Regions from separate parts of the Homo sapiens genome. Here region 2 is linked to region 1. Evidence: read pairs that join two places in POLR2A ChIA-PET (ENCODE). Cell type or tissue: GM12878. All regions are shown on one strand.

The links. Peaks named below come from ENCODE experiments on the same cell type or tissue, not always from the same donor. Only the 100,000 strongest peaks of a DNase experiment are listed, where the experiment ranks them.
Region 2: POLR2A ChIA-PET joins it to region 1 with 16 read pairs; 3 of 35 experiments call an interaction of 5 or more read pairs at or near these places.

The regions. Positions count from the first base shown.
Region 1 is chr19:35,458,974-35,466,973 of GRCh38, forward strand. No RefSeq gene overlaps it. Among named protein-coding and RNA genes, the nearest start is that of FFAR2, 15 kb to the left of the region's middle. RefSeq lists a silencer at 1-42 and an enhancer at 1,466-1,585. In GM12878, a CTCF peak has its summit at 3,911; DNase peaks (open chromatin) are centred at 98, 1,848 and 3,798; H3K4me3 peaks cover 846 bases; H3K27ac peaks cover 4,525 bases.
Region 2 is chr19:35,373,329-35,381,328 of GRCh38, forward strand. No RefSeq gene overlaps it. Among named protein-coding and RNA genes, the nearest start is that of GPR42, 6.3 kb to the left of the region's middle. RefSeq lists a cis regulatory region at 6,984-7,613. In GM12878, no CTCF peak of the experiment used is centred here; DNase peaks (open chromatin) are centred at 1,783, 3,923 and 4,413; H3K27ac peaks cover 2,733 bases.

The DNA.
Region 1 (8,000 bases):
TCTGAACCCCCTGCCCCAAAGCAGGATGACAGATGGGTAAACAGAAATATTAGTGCCTGGTTAATGAATAACACAGACGGCAGCCTAGTGCCGCTACCAGGAAACAGGGGTGGAGGGATCTGACCTGGCCCAACCTGGGGGCCTGAGCAGCACGAAAAGGGAACCTGGCATTATTTCACTTCCCCTTTCTGGAAAAGATGCTCCTGGGCCCCTTCCTCAGAACTTCTCATCAGTCCGCACAACCAGAGCTCAGGTGCAGTGTGGCTTGGTGATGAATACTATGGTTGGAAAAGGAGGGATGGGGGCAGTGGGCATGGAGAGGGTCTGGAGGAAACACACAGCCATGATTCCAGCCTCACTCCCTTAAACGTCCTGCCTCTCAGCGCGGGGTCTGTGCTAGTTCTTCTTTTCGCCTTGCCCTGCCTCCTGTGGATAAGTGCTTTTGCCCCACTTTTTTTTTTCCTTTTCATTATTTATCTCTAATCACAGGAAATGAGGACATTTCTCATCTACAAATTGCACATCCCATCAGGAAATTGGGCCAAAGATCTCTAAGCCTTCAGAAGCGGTCATCCAGTAACCCACTTGGCAAAGTTTCAAAGGTCTGGGAAAGTAGATGCGAGGTCAAGCAGTGCGGGAGGGGAGCCAACTCTGCAAACGCTGGCCACGGCCAGCTGGCCACCAGCAGCTTACCCGAGGAGGGGTTGTCCAAGCTACATACTAACCCCGGTTCCCTCTCCCCAAACATTGTCCTCTGCCATCTGTCAGTCCGAGCTACGACCAGCCTCGAGAAAACAGAGTTAGGAAAGTAAACACACTGCTCCCAAATCTAGCTATTTTAAATAAAAAGCTCACCCATGTGGGCTGCAGTTGAGAATTTCTAAAGTGCCATGGCAAACATTACACCATTTGAGTTTCCACGGCGTAGCCTTCATTCATCCGCCAACATTTATGGAGGCCTACCATGTGTCAGGCCCTGTTTTAGGTGCTAAGGATACAGCAGTGAACAAAAAGGGTAAGATTCCTGCCCTCAAGCAGCTCCCATTGCTGGGCAGACAGGGAGAGCAAGACCCATAAGCAGGATCCTTTGCACTGGTGCTACGTGCTGTGAAGACGATAGAACCGAGCTGGGATAGAACATGACTCCCAGGAAGGGAGTAGGTGGTTACTTTTGAACACACAGCTTGAGCTTGAGAAGGCCATGCAAAGGTGATATTTGAGCTGGGACTAGAATGGCAAGGAGGAATCTTGTATGCCAAGAACTGGGGGAATAATGTCCCAAGCAAGGGGCTCCAGGCCTGTGCGAGGCCTGAACAGGCTGAATTTGTGCCGGGAAAAGAAACGCCAGGGTGGCTGCAGCTTAGTGACAGCTGAAAAGCCAGCAAGTGTCAGATCCCAGGGAGTCTCAAAGGCTTTTAAGAAGCACAACAGGCCGGGCGCGGTGGCTCACGCCTGTAATCCCAGCACTTTGGGAGGCTGAGGCGGGCGGATCACGAGGTCAGGAGTTCAAGACCAGCCTGACCAACATGGTAAAACCCCGTCTCTACTAAAAATACAAAAAAATTAGCCAGGCGTGGTGGCACACACCTATAATCCCAGCTACTCAGGGGCAGGAGAATCACTTGAACCCGGGAGGCAGAGGTTGCAGTAAGATGAGATCGCACCACTGTACTCCAGTCTTGCAACAGAGAGAGACTCCAAATCAAAAAAAAAAAAAAAAGAAGAAGCGCAACAGATATCCTCTCCCTACTTAACAACAAGAAAAGCTGAGGCTCAGCGATGCAAAGTGGCAAAGTGGCAAAGTGACACACGCAAGTCCTCAGTGAGATGGTGTTCTGGCCCCTCCTCCACGATTCCCGACTCCCTCTCAAAACCACAGGCACACTCTCTCTCAATCTTTACTTCACTGAGGAAGAGAAAAGAGGGCAGGAATCGTGACTCATGCGGTGTGCAGTTGTTTGGTATAGAAAGTTGGGGAGAGTGATGGAGACTGACCTCCATCGAGGTTCTGAGAAAGGAAAGGCATCGGGGGTGGGGTAAGATGCCTGGTGCTGAGAGCAGAGTAGAGACCAGCAAGAAACCTGGCTTCTAGGAGGAGTCGTGGCTGGGGAGAAGAAGGGGCCTGGGCTCCAAGAAAGTGATGGGAGGCCAAGGAGTCACCAAGAGCCGTCCCATGTTGTCCCGGGTCCACTGGCCTGCAACAGAAATGAAGGTGTGAGGACAGAAGCATAGAGCTCGGGGGATGCGAGCAGGCCTCCAGCCTGCGTCCACTTCTCAACCCTGGCTGCGCTCCAAAGCCACTGGAGGAGTTTCCAAAACTGCCGGTGTGTTTGGGCATTGTATTTTCTAAAGCTCTCCAGTTGCTTGTGAAGTAGAGTGAGGGTTGAGAAGCAGTGAATTTAGTCCTGGTCCTCTAGGGGACAAGCTGAGGGCTCTCCAGGAAGGGGCAGCAGGGTGTACTGAGTTTGAATCCTGTCCTAGCGCTGTGCAACTCAACCTTGCTGCGCTTTCGTTTTCTCACGAGAATTTTTTTTTTTTCTTTGAGACGGAGTCTCGCTCTGTCGCCCAGGCTGGAGTAGAGTGGCATCATCTCAGCTCACTGCAACCTCCGTCTCCCCGGTTCAAGCAATTCTTGTGCCTCGCCCTCCTAAGTAGCTGGGATTACAGGCATGCGCCACCACTCCCAGCTAATTTTTGTATTTTTAGTAGAGACGGGCTTTCACCATGTTGGCCAGGTTGGTCTTGAATTCCTGACCTCAAGTGATCCACCCGCCTCAGCCTCCCAAAGTGCTGGGATTACAGGCGTGAGCCACTGAGCCTGGCCTCTCACAAGATTTAAAAAAAAAAAAAGGCCAGGTGCAGTGGCTCACACCTGTAATCCTAACACCTTGGGAGGCCAAGGTAGAAGGATCACTTGAGACCAGGTGTTTGAGACCAGCCTGGGCAACAGAGTAAGACCCCATCTCTAAATAAATAAATAAATAAATAAATAAATAAATAAATAAATAAATAAATAAATATAGTTGATTTTAAAAAAGAAAAAGAAAAAAATGAAATTATTAAATAAAATAAATTAGCCAGGCATGGTGGCACACACCTGTAGTCCCAGCTACTTGGGAGGCTGAGGAGGGAGGACTGTTGGAACCCAGGAGGTGGAGGCTGCAGTGAGCCACTGTACTCCAGCCTGAATGACAGAGTGAGACCCTGACCCAAAAAATATATAAGTAAGAAATAAAAGAAGAAAAAAATAGGGCTAACAGCACCTACATCATCATGTTATTATGAGGATGAAACGAATTTCATATTGTACCTCCAAAGCACTTAGAAAAGTGTCTCGCACTGGAGATGCCAAATACATGTTTAACCATGGAAATGTTTTAAAACTGTAATTCCATTCTTCTGCTCGAAGGCCTCCAGATACTTCTCATGATCCTCAGAGTAAAATCCCATGCCTTCCCCAAAGCCAGCAAGGCCCCTGATGCATCTAGCACTTGGCTCTCACCCAACCCAGCTCATCCCTACTCCCTTCCTCCAAGCCCTCCTCCAGCTCCCTTCACTCTTCCTTTTTTGTTACCGACAGCTCACTAAGCTCCTTCTCCTTGTGGTTCCCTTTTCGTGGAGCCCTCGTTCCCCAGGTACTCATCCAGCTGAATTTCCCCTCTTTGAGGCTGCCTGTGACTCAAATTTTATTTCCTCAAAGGACTTCCCCCTCCACCACTCCTAAGTGGCTTCCCTTTTGACACATTCACATAATACCTAGTTGCTGACTTCGCTGGGTGTATCATTAGCTGATAGCATCTATTTTTGTCTACTTGTTATTTTTATCCGTTAGACTTGCACATCCCTTAATGCATCAAATGGTTGACTGTGAAAAACAACTTCCTTCCCCTCTCTCTCCACCACAGTCACTTACCGCTTCCTGGAGGCAGCTGCTGCTACCTCTTGTCAGCAAAATATTTATCCCTCCATGCCTTTAAGGGGCTTGCTTATTTTACTGTATTTCTTCATTTCTCAATATAAGGTTTCATCTGTTAAATTATTCTGTGGCAGATGAAGATTATGCTCTTATTCTTTTCCCAATATGTACAACACCCTTCCCGCCCTGTCTTCCCGATCTGCTCCCATTGTCACTATGTTAGAAAATATTCAGTGTTTGCATAATCGTGACTACATCGATGTTAATGACATTGGAGCTCTGTAGTAAATAACAGCTCCTTTTTTTTTTTTTCTTGAGACAGAATCTCACTCTGTCACCCAGGCTGGAGTGCAGTGGCACGATCTCAGCTCACTGCAACTTCCACCTCCCAGGTTCAAGCAATTCTCCCTGCCTAAGCCTCCCGAGTAGCTGGGATTACAGGTGCCCGCCACCTAGCCTGAATAATTTTTATTTTTAGTAGAGACTGAGTTTCACTGTGTTAGCCAGGATGGTCTCGATCTTCTGACCTGGTGATCCGCCTGCCTCGGCCTCCCAAAGTGCTGGGATTACAGGTGTGAGCCACCGCGCCCAGCCAGTTCCTTTTTTATCCTGCACAACTTTCCTCCCAAAACCCCTGGAATTAATAATCACCTTATTTTTTCATGTGTTTAGTCTACATGTTTACCACGAATTCAACCCCAAACTCTTTGTCAATGTTCTTGTCTCCTCTCAAGAACTTCAGGGGTTTTAGGAGGATACAGATTTCATCTCCCTGAAGAAATGTGTCTTGGAACTTTCTGACCTGTTCCAGTCTGCCTGGGTGGTGGTTTATGCCAGGTGTATAGCTCATGCTTGAAGCTCTTTTTTTTTTCTTTTAGATGGAGTCTCGCTCTGTTGCCCAGGCTGGAGTGCAGTGGTTTGATCTTGGCTCACTGCAACCTCTGCCTCCTGGGTTCAAGCAATTCTGTTGCCTCAGCTTCCCGAGTAGCTGGGATTACAGGTGCGTGCCTTCATGCCCAGCTAATTTTTCTTGTATTTTTAGTAGAGACGGGGTTTCACCATGTTGGTCTTGAACTCCTGGCCCCATGTGATCCACCCACCTCGGCCTCCCAAAGTGCTGGGATTACAGGCATTGAGCCACCGTGCCCAGCCAGCTCACACCTGAAGCTCTTAAGTGGAAAGCCTCTTTGCTTCTCTGCTCTTGTCTTCCTCTTCCTTGGTTTACATCCTTAAGCAGCTTCTTTATTTACTGCTGGGAATAACGCTCCAAATCCTAAGGAAACTGAACACTCAAACAAAGGATTCTTAGCCAAGCAATTTTACTTGCGCAGAGGGGTGCTTCTCCTTGGCCAGTTGCCATGAGAGCACACCTGAACAAAGGGGCACGAGAGCCTTTATTCCTAATGCAAGTCCTGCCCCTGTACCCTTTCCCCATTGGCCGGAGTCGGGCCATACAATCTAAACTAGTCCCAGTTGGCTAAACATTTGAACTTTCTTTAGATAAGGTGGGCACGTAAGGGAGAGAGGGGAAAGGGGAAGGGGTGTCTGCAGTGAGCTAGAGAGCTAGTCTTCTTTCCAAATAAGGAAAAGAACGTGAGCTGGTACTAATAACGCCTGGTACTGTGGCGTGTCTGGGCATGGAACAAAGGCAGAAAGGAAAAAGAAGGAGCAAAAGGAAAAGGGGGTGGGGGGATACTATGAATTAAAGAATAAAGGATTGATCGGCTATTTGAAGAGAAACCTCATCATAGCCCACATTTACTTATTTTATTATTTATTAACTTTTTTGGAGACAGAGTCTCGCTCTGTTGCCCAGGCTGGAGTGTGGTGGTACAATCATGGCTCACTGCGGCCTCCATCTCCTGGGCCCAGACAATCCTCCTGCCCAATCCCCTAAAAGCATTGGGATCACAGGTGTCACCACACCTGGCTATTTTGTTTGTTCGTTTATAGAAAGGGGAGGGTCTCACTATCCTGCCCAGGGCTGGTCTCAAACTCCTGGGCTCAAGTCATCCTTCTGCCTCGGCCTCCCAAATTGCTGGGATTACAGGCATGAGCCACCATGCCCAACCCTGACGCAGCTTCTTTAGAAAGTAAATGCTTTGAAATCCCGCATGTCAGAAAATGTCTTTATCCCACTCTCATGTGTAGTTGATATTGGGCTATGTATGGAATATTCTGGGTTGGCAATCATTCTTCTTCAGAACTTGAAAGGCATTGCCGCATTGCCTTCTAGCGTCCAGTCTGGCTGAAAATTCCCAAGACATCCTGACTCCTATCCTTTGTCCATGGCCTGTCTTTTTCTCTCTGGAAGCCTGCAGGATCCTTACCTTTCTCACAAGGTATCTAAAATTCCATCCATTGGGCATTCAATGGACTCTTCCAGTCTACAAAATAATTTCCTTCCATTTGGGAAGATTCTCTTGAAACACTTTGTGATGGTTTCCTTGCCTTCATTTTCTCTCTTCTCTCCTTCTGGAATCCTTGTTATTTGGGGGACACTGCACCTCTTACACGGCCCTCTAATTTTCCCTTTTTTCCCATTTTTTCTCTCCCCATTGTTTTGCTTTACTTTCTGTGAGATTTTCTTATCTTCCAGCCCTTCTATTTTTCATTTTTGCTATCACTTTTCATTTCTGAGCACATTTTTATTCCTTCTTAGCATGCTGACCTTGTTTCATGATTGCAATGTCCACTCTGATTTCTCTGAGGAATCTTCATCTCCCTGCTCTAAGATGCCTTTTTTGGTGTCAGTTGCTATATTTTATGTTAGAAGTTGTCATCATATATATGGTAATTCTTGGTTGTCTGCTCACATTGAAGAGAAGGGAAGGGACTACTTTTTTTTAGATACATAAAACGTATATAAAGGCACTATGACATGATGTCTAAACCAGAAAAGAATGGTTGAGTGCCATGGCTCACACCTGTAATCTCAGCACTTTGGGAGGCCAAAGCTGAAGGATTGCTTGAGCCCAGGAGATCCATACTAGTCTGGGCAACATAGTGAGACCCTGTATCTAAAAAAAAAAAAAAATTTTTTTTTTTTTTGAGAGGGAGTTTTGCTCTTGTTGCCCAGGATGGAGGGCAATGACGACGCGATCTCGGCTCACCGCAACCTCCGCCTCCCGGGTTCAAGCGATCTCCTGCCTTAACCTCCCAAGTAGCTGGGATTACAGGCATGCACCACCATGCCCAGCTAATTTTGTATTTTTAGTAGAGATGGGGTTTCTCCATGTTGGTCAGGCTGGTCTCCAACTCCCAACCTCAGGTGATCTGCCTGCCTCGGCCTCCCAAAGTGCTGGGATTACAGGCGTGAGCCACTGTGCCTGGCCAAAAAAAAAAAAATTTTAAATAGCCTGGCATGGTGGCATAGTGGTGCCTGCCTACTCAGCAGTCCCAGCTACTCGGGAGGCTGAGGCAGGAGGATCACTTAGCCCAGGAGGTCAAGGCTGCAGTGAGCTATGATCACACCACTGCACTCCAGCCTGGGCAACAAAGCAAGATGCTGTCTCTAAGAATAATAAGATTTTCAGCCTATTTTCCTTATGTTAGCTTGTCCTTTGTCCCATTTCCAGAGGAACCTGTTGCCACTAGTTCATGAGCTTTATGTGGATTCTACAGTAGAAACTTCATTGAATCTTGGTTTTTCCCACTATTGGCTTATGATCCAACTTTCACAGGTCTGCTAAGTCAGTCACCAGTTACCATTCATTCATCTGCTGTCCAGCTGGCAAAATTTTGGTGGTATTGTATCCTCTTATGTTCTCCCTGTACTTACGGGGACTCCTTTCTAAAAGATCTCTTTACTGTCACTACAGTGTGATTTCAGGAGGCAGCAAAAGGAGATTCATGGATTTCACCCACCGTTATTAGCCCCAAGTATTTCCTCTTTATTGTTATTGTTTGTTTGCCTGCTAATTGTCTGTCTTCCCCTCTTGAATGTAAGTTCCAGGATAACTCATCTACTTTGGTTATTTTGCTTAGGTTTTTGTTTCTTTTTTTCTTTTTTTCTTTTTTTGAGACGTAGTTTCACTCTTGTCACCCAGGCTGGAGTGCAATGGCATGATCTCGGCTCACTGCA
Region 2 (8,000 bases), 86 kb before region 1:
CACTCTGCTGTTCTCCATCTGTGTGTCACCTGTGGTCACCTGGCCCAGTCAGATGAGGCTGTCTGAGCAGGACAAATGCAAACAGGCTGTGATAAGGAACAGAAGTAAATGCAAAGCACAGTGAGTATCTGTGTGAGTGCATCCTCTCCCCAGTAAAGAAGACTTCTTGAAAAGTATAGATTACGATACTTGGAGTCAATGATTGGGCAGGTGACTCACAGTGGGCACCCGATGCTCCTCGATCTTAGCTAATGCAGGATCTCTTCAACTTTTTACATCCTTGTCCCCTTCAGAAGCCTCTTTGGATATACATCTTTCCTACACAGCACATTCCTCTGCCTGCTTATGCAATTTCAGTGCAACCAACACACTGTCGGTTTATGTGTTGTGGCCCTTTACAAAGACAGAAACTGGCTGGGCGCAGTGGCTCATGCCTATAATCCCAGCACTTTGGGATGCCGAGGCAAGAGAATCACTTGAGGTCAGGAGTTTGAGACCAGCCTGGCCAACATGGTGAAACTTTGTCTCTACTAAAAGTACAAATATTAGCCGCATATGGCAGCATGCACCTGTAAACCCAGCTTCTTGGGAGGCTGAGGCAGGACAATCACTTGAGGCCAGGAGGCAGAGGTTGCAGTGAGCCGAGATTACACCACTGCACTCCAGCCTGGGTGACAGAGTGAGACTCTGTCTCAAAAAACAGAAGGAAGGAAGGAAGGAAGGAAGGAAGGAAGGAAGGAAGGAAGGAAGGAAGGAAGGAAGGAAGGAAAAGAAAGAAGGAAGGAAAGAGAGAAAGAAAGAAAGAGAGAAAGAAGGAAAGAAAGAGAGAGAGAGAAAGAAAGAAAGAAGGAAGGAAAGAAAGAAAGAGAGAAAGAAAGAGAGAAAGAAGGAAAGAGAGAGAGAGAGAAAGAAAGAAGGAAGGAAAGAAAGAAAGAAGGAAAGAGAGAGAAAGAAAGAAAGAGAGAAAGAAGGAAAGAAAGAGAGAGAAAGAAAGAAAGAAAGAAAAGAAGGAAAAGAAAGCCACAAACCATTGTGAGATTTTTTGTTGTTGTTGTTCCCCAAGAACTAGTTTTCACCTATTTGGGATCAACATTGCTGCTGCTGAGAATGTCTGAGCTGCAGAAATGGTCCCATCTAATATACTGATAGAGCCTGTCTCACAGAACTGTAGCCCAACAAAATTAGGCTGAGGACCTTGCTGCAGGAATGGAGATCACACTACGGAAGAAGTGTGAGGTCTCGTACAAGAGAAGAGACCCAGTTATCATCGAATTTGAGCTAAGAGTAGCGTGAATTTAGATGAAGAGGTGTGTGATAGGCTCAACACAAAGCAGGGATGTGTGGAAAGAGGCCAGTGTTAGATGGAGGCCAGGAAGATTACTCAAGGTCCTGTTTCTCTGGAAAATACCAAGCAAAGATAAAGGTAGAACTTCGTATTGGAAAACTCCTTATCTGAAGCTCTGGTGGGTTGAAAATCAAGGTTGCATCTCTGTGTCAGAGACTCTGATCCTCTAAGCAGAAGTATATGTTCCTTTCTTACTCATGATCTCATGCAGCTAAGTTTCTGACTATCTTTGACTTTTGAGAACAAGGTTTCTTAGCAATATCCTTTTGTTAATTAGCAAAACAAGTTTTTAAAGGTTTACAAGAGAAACTTTTTTAGAAGGAGAGATCCTCCTTCACCGAAACCAAGGGCAGGTCAACCCAGAAGGACAAGAGGAAGGGAAGATTCAACCCATCTCGGCTACAGCTTCCTGAGGCCATAGGTCAAGTCTCAGCTTACAGGGGAGTGAGAGGAAACAAGAAATTTTAAATCACCCAGTGTTGGTTGGGTGCGATGACTCACGCCTGTAATCTCAGTGCCTTGAGAGGCTGAAGTGGGAGGACTGCTTGAAGCAAGACTCCGTAATCTAAGAAAAAAAGTTAGTCGGGCATAGTGGCATGTGCCCATAGTCCCAGCTGCTCATGAGGCTGAGGCAGGAAGATCGCTTGAACCCAGGAGGTCGAGGCTACAGTGAGCCGTGATTGTACCACTGCACTCCAGCCTGGGTAACAGAGCAAGACCCTGAAAAAAAAAAAAAAAGGAAAGAAGAAAGGAAGAAAGAAAGAGAGAAAGAAAGAAAAGGAAAGAAGGAAAGAAAGAAAGAAAGAAAGAAAGAAAGAAAGAAAGAAAGAAAGAAAGAAAGAGAAAGAAAGAAAGAGGAAAGAAAGGAAAGGAAAGGAAGAAAAGAAAAGAAAAGAAATGAGTAAATCACCAAGAGTGCGGGAAGATCGCTTGAGCCCAGGAGGAGGTCGAGGCTACAGTGAGCCGTGATTGTACCACTGCACTCCAGCCTGGGTAACAGAGCAAGACCCTGAAAGAAAAAAAAGAAAAAGGAAAGAGAGGAAAGAAAAAAGAAAGAAAGGAAGGAAGGAAGGAAGGGAAAGAGAGAGAAAGAAAGAGAGAAAGAAAGGAAAAGAAAAGAAAGAAATGTATAAATCACCAAGCGTGACCAGAAACCTTTGGAAGCCACCTAAGAAACTGACAAAGATGGTTCAATCCATCCCATGGAAGGCAGTGAGACCATTGCAGGCTTGAGCCCAGTACGCTCAGACTACTCAGTAAACCAGTGGCAGTGGCAGACAGGAGAGAGAGCAGGAATTCCCCACTGGGAGACAGGATGCCAGTGCCTTTTTATGAGTTAAACATGTATCCACTAGAGAGTGCAGTAAGTGGCCTCTCAGGCTGTGCATATGCCTGGTGGGGCATGGGAAGCTGTGCTGCAAGACAGGATCCGTCAGCCGGCTTCAACTGGGTTCAGCTGGGAGGGGGCAGACATAGACCTGGTCAGGGCCGGCGGAGGTGGAAGGGAGGTAGGAGGCTGGACTTGACTTTGGAGGTGGGGCTCAGACACTGGACCAAATTGAGGACTAGCTAAAACAGGGAAACAAGGACGGAGCTTAAGCGACTTCCCATAGGACATGCCCACCAGTGTCCCCTGTCAGTTTACCATGGTCATAGCAACAGCTGGTAATTACCACCCTTTTTCTAAAACTTTGGGCATTAACCGCCCCTTAATCTGCATGTAATGAAAAATAGATATAAATATGAATGCAAAACTGCCCTAAGCGGCTACTCTTAGCACATTGCTATGGGGTAGCCCTGCTCTGCAGGGGCAGTCACAGAGCTGTTGCACTGCCAGAACTATACCACCATCACTTTAATAAAACCACTTTCTTCTACCACTGGCTAGCCTTTAAATTCTTTCCTGGGTGAGCTGGGTGCAGTGGCTCACACCTGTAATCCCAGCACTTTGGGAGGCTGAGGCAGGCAGATCATTTGTGATCAGGAGTTCGAGACCAGCCTGGGCAACTTGGTGAAACCCAGTCCCTACTAAAAAATACAAAATTTAGCCAGGCGTAGTGGCCCGCACGTGTAATCCCAGCTACTCAGGAGGCTGAGGCAGGATAATTGCTTGAACCCAGGAGGCGGAGGTTGTAGTGAGCTAAAATTACACCACTGCGCTCCAGTCTGGGTGACAGAGTGACACACCATCTCAAAAAAAAAATAAAAATTTAAAAATTAAATAAATAAATTCTGGGTTCTGGGCAAAGCCAAGAACCTTCCCAGGCTAAACCCCTATTTAGGGCTCATCTGCCCTACATCAGAAGGGAAACAAAGACCAGACAAGGAGAGCAAGAAGCCTGGGAGTCTACAAAATAAGTTGCGGGACTCTTCCAAAAAAATGAAGCTGAGCATCGATAAAAGCTCAAAGACACCTGGAAGAAAAGTGAGACCACCGTTTCTGGGAATTACAAGTAGGAGACAGAGGTTTTTATTGGGGGAGAATAGTGTGAGAAGGTGCTCAACTTTTGACCTTCCTCTCTGAGGACATGACTCTTCTGGTTTAGAAAACAACAGTAAAAAGTCCCCAAGAGATACTGGTGGTTGTGGTTCCCAAAACTTCATTAACATCTGTGGGAAGCCTTCTGACTTTCCTCTGAGGCCAGTTCTGAAAAGCCATTCATATGGAGGCAAATCAAAATATCAAAGCAGCAGCCTGTGTTCTGGGAAAATGTTGCTGGGATCACATTCCAGAGAAAAGATGGGATAGAAGGAATGAAAGCTGATCAACATGGCTGGGTGCGGTGGCTCACACCTGTAATCCCAGCACTTTGGGAGGCTGAGGCAGGCAGATCACCTGAGGTCAGAAGCTCAAGACCAGCCTGGCCAGCATGGTGAAACCCCGTCTCTACTAAAAATACAAAAATTAGCCGGGCATGGTGGCGTGTGCCTGTAATCCCAGCTACTCAGGAGGCTGAGGCAGGAGAATCGCTTGAACCTGGTAAGCAGAGGTTGTGAGGTTGCAAAGTTACAGTGAGCTGAGATTGCAGCACTGCTCTCCAGCCTGGGCAACAAGAGAGAAAACTCCATCTCAAAAAAAAAAAAAAAAAAAAAAGAAGAAGAAGAAGAAGAAAGCTGATCAACACTGGTAGAAGTGGGGAAGGGCAGAGCTCACCTCCCATGGGAGCCAGGGTGGAGCTAGCAGAGAGAAAATGTTGTGAAAGAGGAAATGGGATACGGAAATATTTTTTGAGGAGAGGGTGCTTTTAATGGATTTAGAAGAATATAGTGGCTGGATATGGTGGCTCATGCCCATAATGCCAGCACTTTGGGAGTCTGAGGCAGGTGGATAGCTTGAGCCCAGGAGTTCCAGACCAGCCTGGGCAACATGGCTAAACCCTGTCTCTACTAAAAATACAAAAATTAGAGGAGTATGTTGGTGCATACCTGTAGTCCCAGCTACTTGGGGGGCTGAGGTAGGAGGATCACCTGAACTTTGGGAGGTCGAGGCTGCAGTGAGCCATGATCAGGCCACTGCACTCCAGCCTGAGTGATAAAGTGAGACACTTTCTCAAAGAAAATTAAAATTAAAATTAAAATTAAAAGAAGAGTATAGTGAGATAACCCAATCAATCATCCCCTGTTGCAGATCCCCCAGTCTCAAGGGTCAAATTGTGATTGGCACTAATCATGATGCTGTTGACCGCCTTTACTGGTGACTGGTCCTAAGATGGAAGTGTGACCCAATTCCAGCCAACAAAGGGAAATAAGTCTGCTGGGGGCCTCTGGGAAAGATTTTTCTCTATCTCATTAAAAAAATAGATGTGTAAGGAGCTGCGCTCCTACTTCTAATCTGGAACTTTCTATGGAAGGATGTGATACTTGGAGCTACAGCAGCCATATTGGGGCCATGAGGTTACAAACTTGAGGAAGAAAGCAAACAAGCTAAGGACAGCAGAGCAGCAGGATGTAAAGGGCCTGCGTCCTTGACCCTGTTGAGGTGGGACCACCAACCTCCAAAGTCACTGTAGTAAATGTTCCTTTTGTTGACTCACTATTGGCCAGATACCCTCTAACTTGCAGCTTAACATAATAGATCAGCTTATATCCTACTAGAACCTACCCATTGACATCTTCTCTCACGTTAAAATATTTTAGGTTCCTGGAGTTTCTAAACTCTGCCTATTTGCCTTATAGGAGCTATGTGATGTTAGCATTTGCCTTATTTGTTACAGCTGAACTCAGGAGATGTCTTACAGTTCTAGACACTAGCTCTAGCACCAAGATGTCTGGACTCTCCTCATTCAGAAGAAGGCTTTTGAGAGCTGACTGGCTGGGGCTGCATGAACATTGCTTTCCAAGACAAAAAAACACACGTGCTAGATGGGACCTTTTTAAGGTAAAATGTTCATCTGACTGACAATCTTAATTGCAAGCCTGCACTTTTATTAATAAAAATTCTCATACTTGAGCAGATCACCTGAGGTCAGGAGATCGAGACCAGCCTAGCCAACATGGCAAAAACCTGTCTCTACTAAAAATACAAAAATTAGCTGGGTGTGGTGGCACAGGCCTGTAATCCCAGCTACTTGGGAGGCTGAGGCAGGAGAATTGCTTGAACCCAAGAGATGGAGGTTGCAGTGAGCCAAGATCATGCCACTGCCTTCCAGCCTGGGCAACAGAGTGAGACTATTTCAAAAAAAAAAAAATTCTCATACTTACTAAGGGCTCTTGGATGCCATGGAAACAAGAGAGGGCTGAAAGACCTCTCTTTCTTGATGTGGACCATGAGCGATGTTATCCTGTGGAAAAGTACTTGTCTCTGTTCAGTGTTCTTGGGCACAGGACAGCTACCCAGTCCTTGTGCCTGTGGAGTCACTCAAACACACACAATGCCCACATGAAGATGGGGATATGCGGTCTTGGATGCCTAATTTACTACTTAAAATTAACACACACAATTAGATGATTCCCTTTTCCCTCCCCTCCCCTTTTTTTTTTTTTTTTGTTTCTTTTTTTTTTTTTCTGTGACAGGGTCTGGCTCTGTCACCCAGGCTGGAGTGCAGTTACGCAATCATGGCTGACTGCAGCCTCAACTTCTCAGGCTCAAGCAATCCTCCCGCCTCAGCCTCCCAAGTAGCTGAGACTATAGGTGCATGCCACCATGCCTGGCTAATTAAAAAAAAAAAAAAACTGTAGAGATGGGGTCTCGCTATGTGGCCCAGACTGGTCTGGAACTCCTGGGCTCAAGCGATCCTCCCACCTTGGCCTCCCAAAGTGCTGGCATGACAGGGATGAGCCAGTGCACCTAGCCTTGATAATTTCCAGTGGTTCTCTATGCTTAGAGCATTACTCTCATCTTTTTTTTAAACAGTCTAGAATGCTCTCTTAAAGCCTCCATAAAAATAACTCCTTGTTTGTGTATCCTTTGGTGAACAATCCAATGACTTGCAGGAGCACTTCCAGGCATCCCCAGCCGTTGCAGGCCTGCAGACTTCTTCCCTGGCCCACACTTGCTGGTCTGTTTGTTCACTCTGCAGTGAACCCTTCTGCTTACAGCTTTTCCAGCTAACCTTTTGACTCACAATGTAGCCTCTGACAAAAAGCAGACCAGTAGTTACCAGGGGCTGGGGATGGGAGAGAGGAGGGTGTTGACTGGGAAGATAACAGAGGGACATTTTCAGGTGATGGAAATGTTAGATCACTTGATTGCAGTGAGGGTCACACAAGAAGTCAAAACTTATTGAACTCTCTCCGTCCAGTGGGTGCATTTCATGGTGTGTCAATGAAGCCTCAATAATGTTGTTTTTAAAAAATGGTGTCACCTCACCTCCTGGCTTGTAGTGTTTGTGTACCTAATATCAATCTTGCTAAGTTTCCTCCAGCCAAGCAAGTCTCTGCTTTTGCTGGGCTGCTCTGCAGAGGCTGTGACTGCTGGATGATAACCCAGGTTACATAAAAGTGTAGAAACCATGTGCAAACAAATGATACGTGGCAACCAGCTTTTATCTTGGTGCTGGAGATCTGCAGGGCGTGGTGGAAAGGGCGGCAACTGGACAGTGCAATGGTTCATTTCACCTCCTGTCACCACATGGGGCTGTGGGGGCAGCTCTGTCATACCTTCCAATTTTCCAAGCTGAAAATCCAATTGTCATTGCTGTTTTTGAAATCTTACATTTTTAAAAAACTGATAACAAATTCAAAATGTTTAAGTATCTATGTGGGGAAAGTGAATCAGGCCTGAGGGTTGTGGACTGCTTTCTAGGTTTCCAGCCTGTGACCTCTGCAGCAGTGGAGGCAGAGGAGGGCTCAGAGGTCGGGAGGGAAGGGGAAGGAGCATGAAGAAGTGTGATTCTGCACGTAAGCACGGCCCATACTTTTACTCAGAACCCAAGACAGGCAGTTGACAAGAACGTCGGAAGATGTTCTTCCTCATCCCTCGTTCTTATTTTGCAGTCCCTCCCTGCCCCTACAGCTGTTCTCTGAAAGCTGTCACCCTCATCCACAAAAAGATCTTGGAGGCCACAGGCAAGGCAGGGAGGGAAGCTCCGAGGACTGATGCTGGCTCTCCTTCCTTCTCCTCCCAACTCCCCCTCCCAACTGGCACTGAAGGCAGGTGTTCCTCAGGCTCGGACCCTGCCTGCCTTTGTTCGTTTTCTCTCTCCTGTCTGCAGGC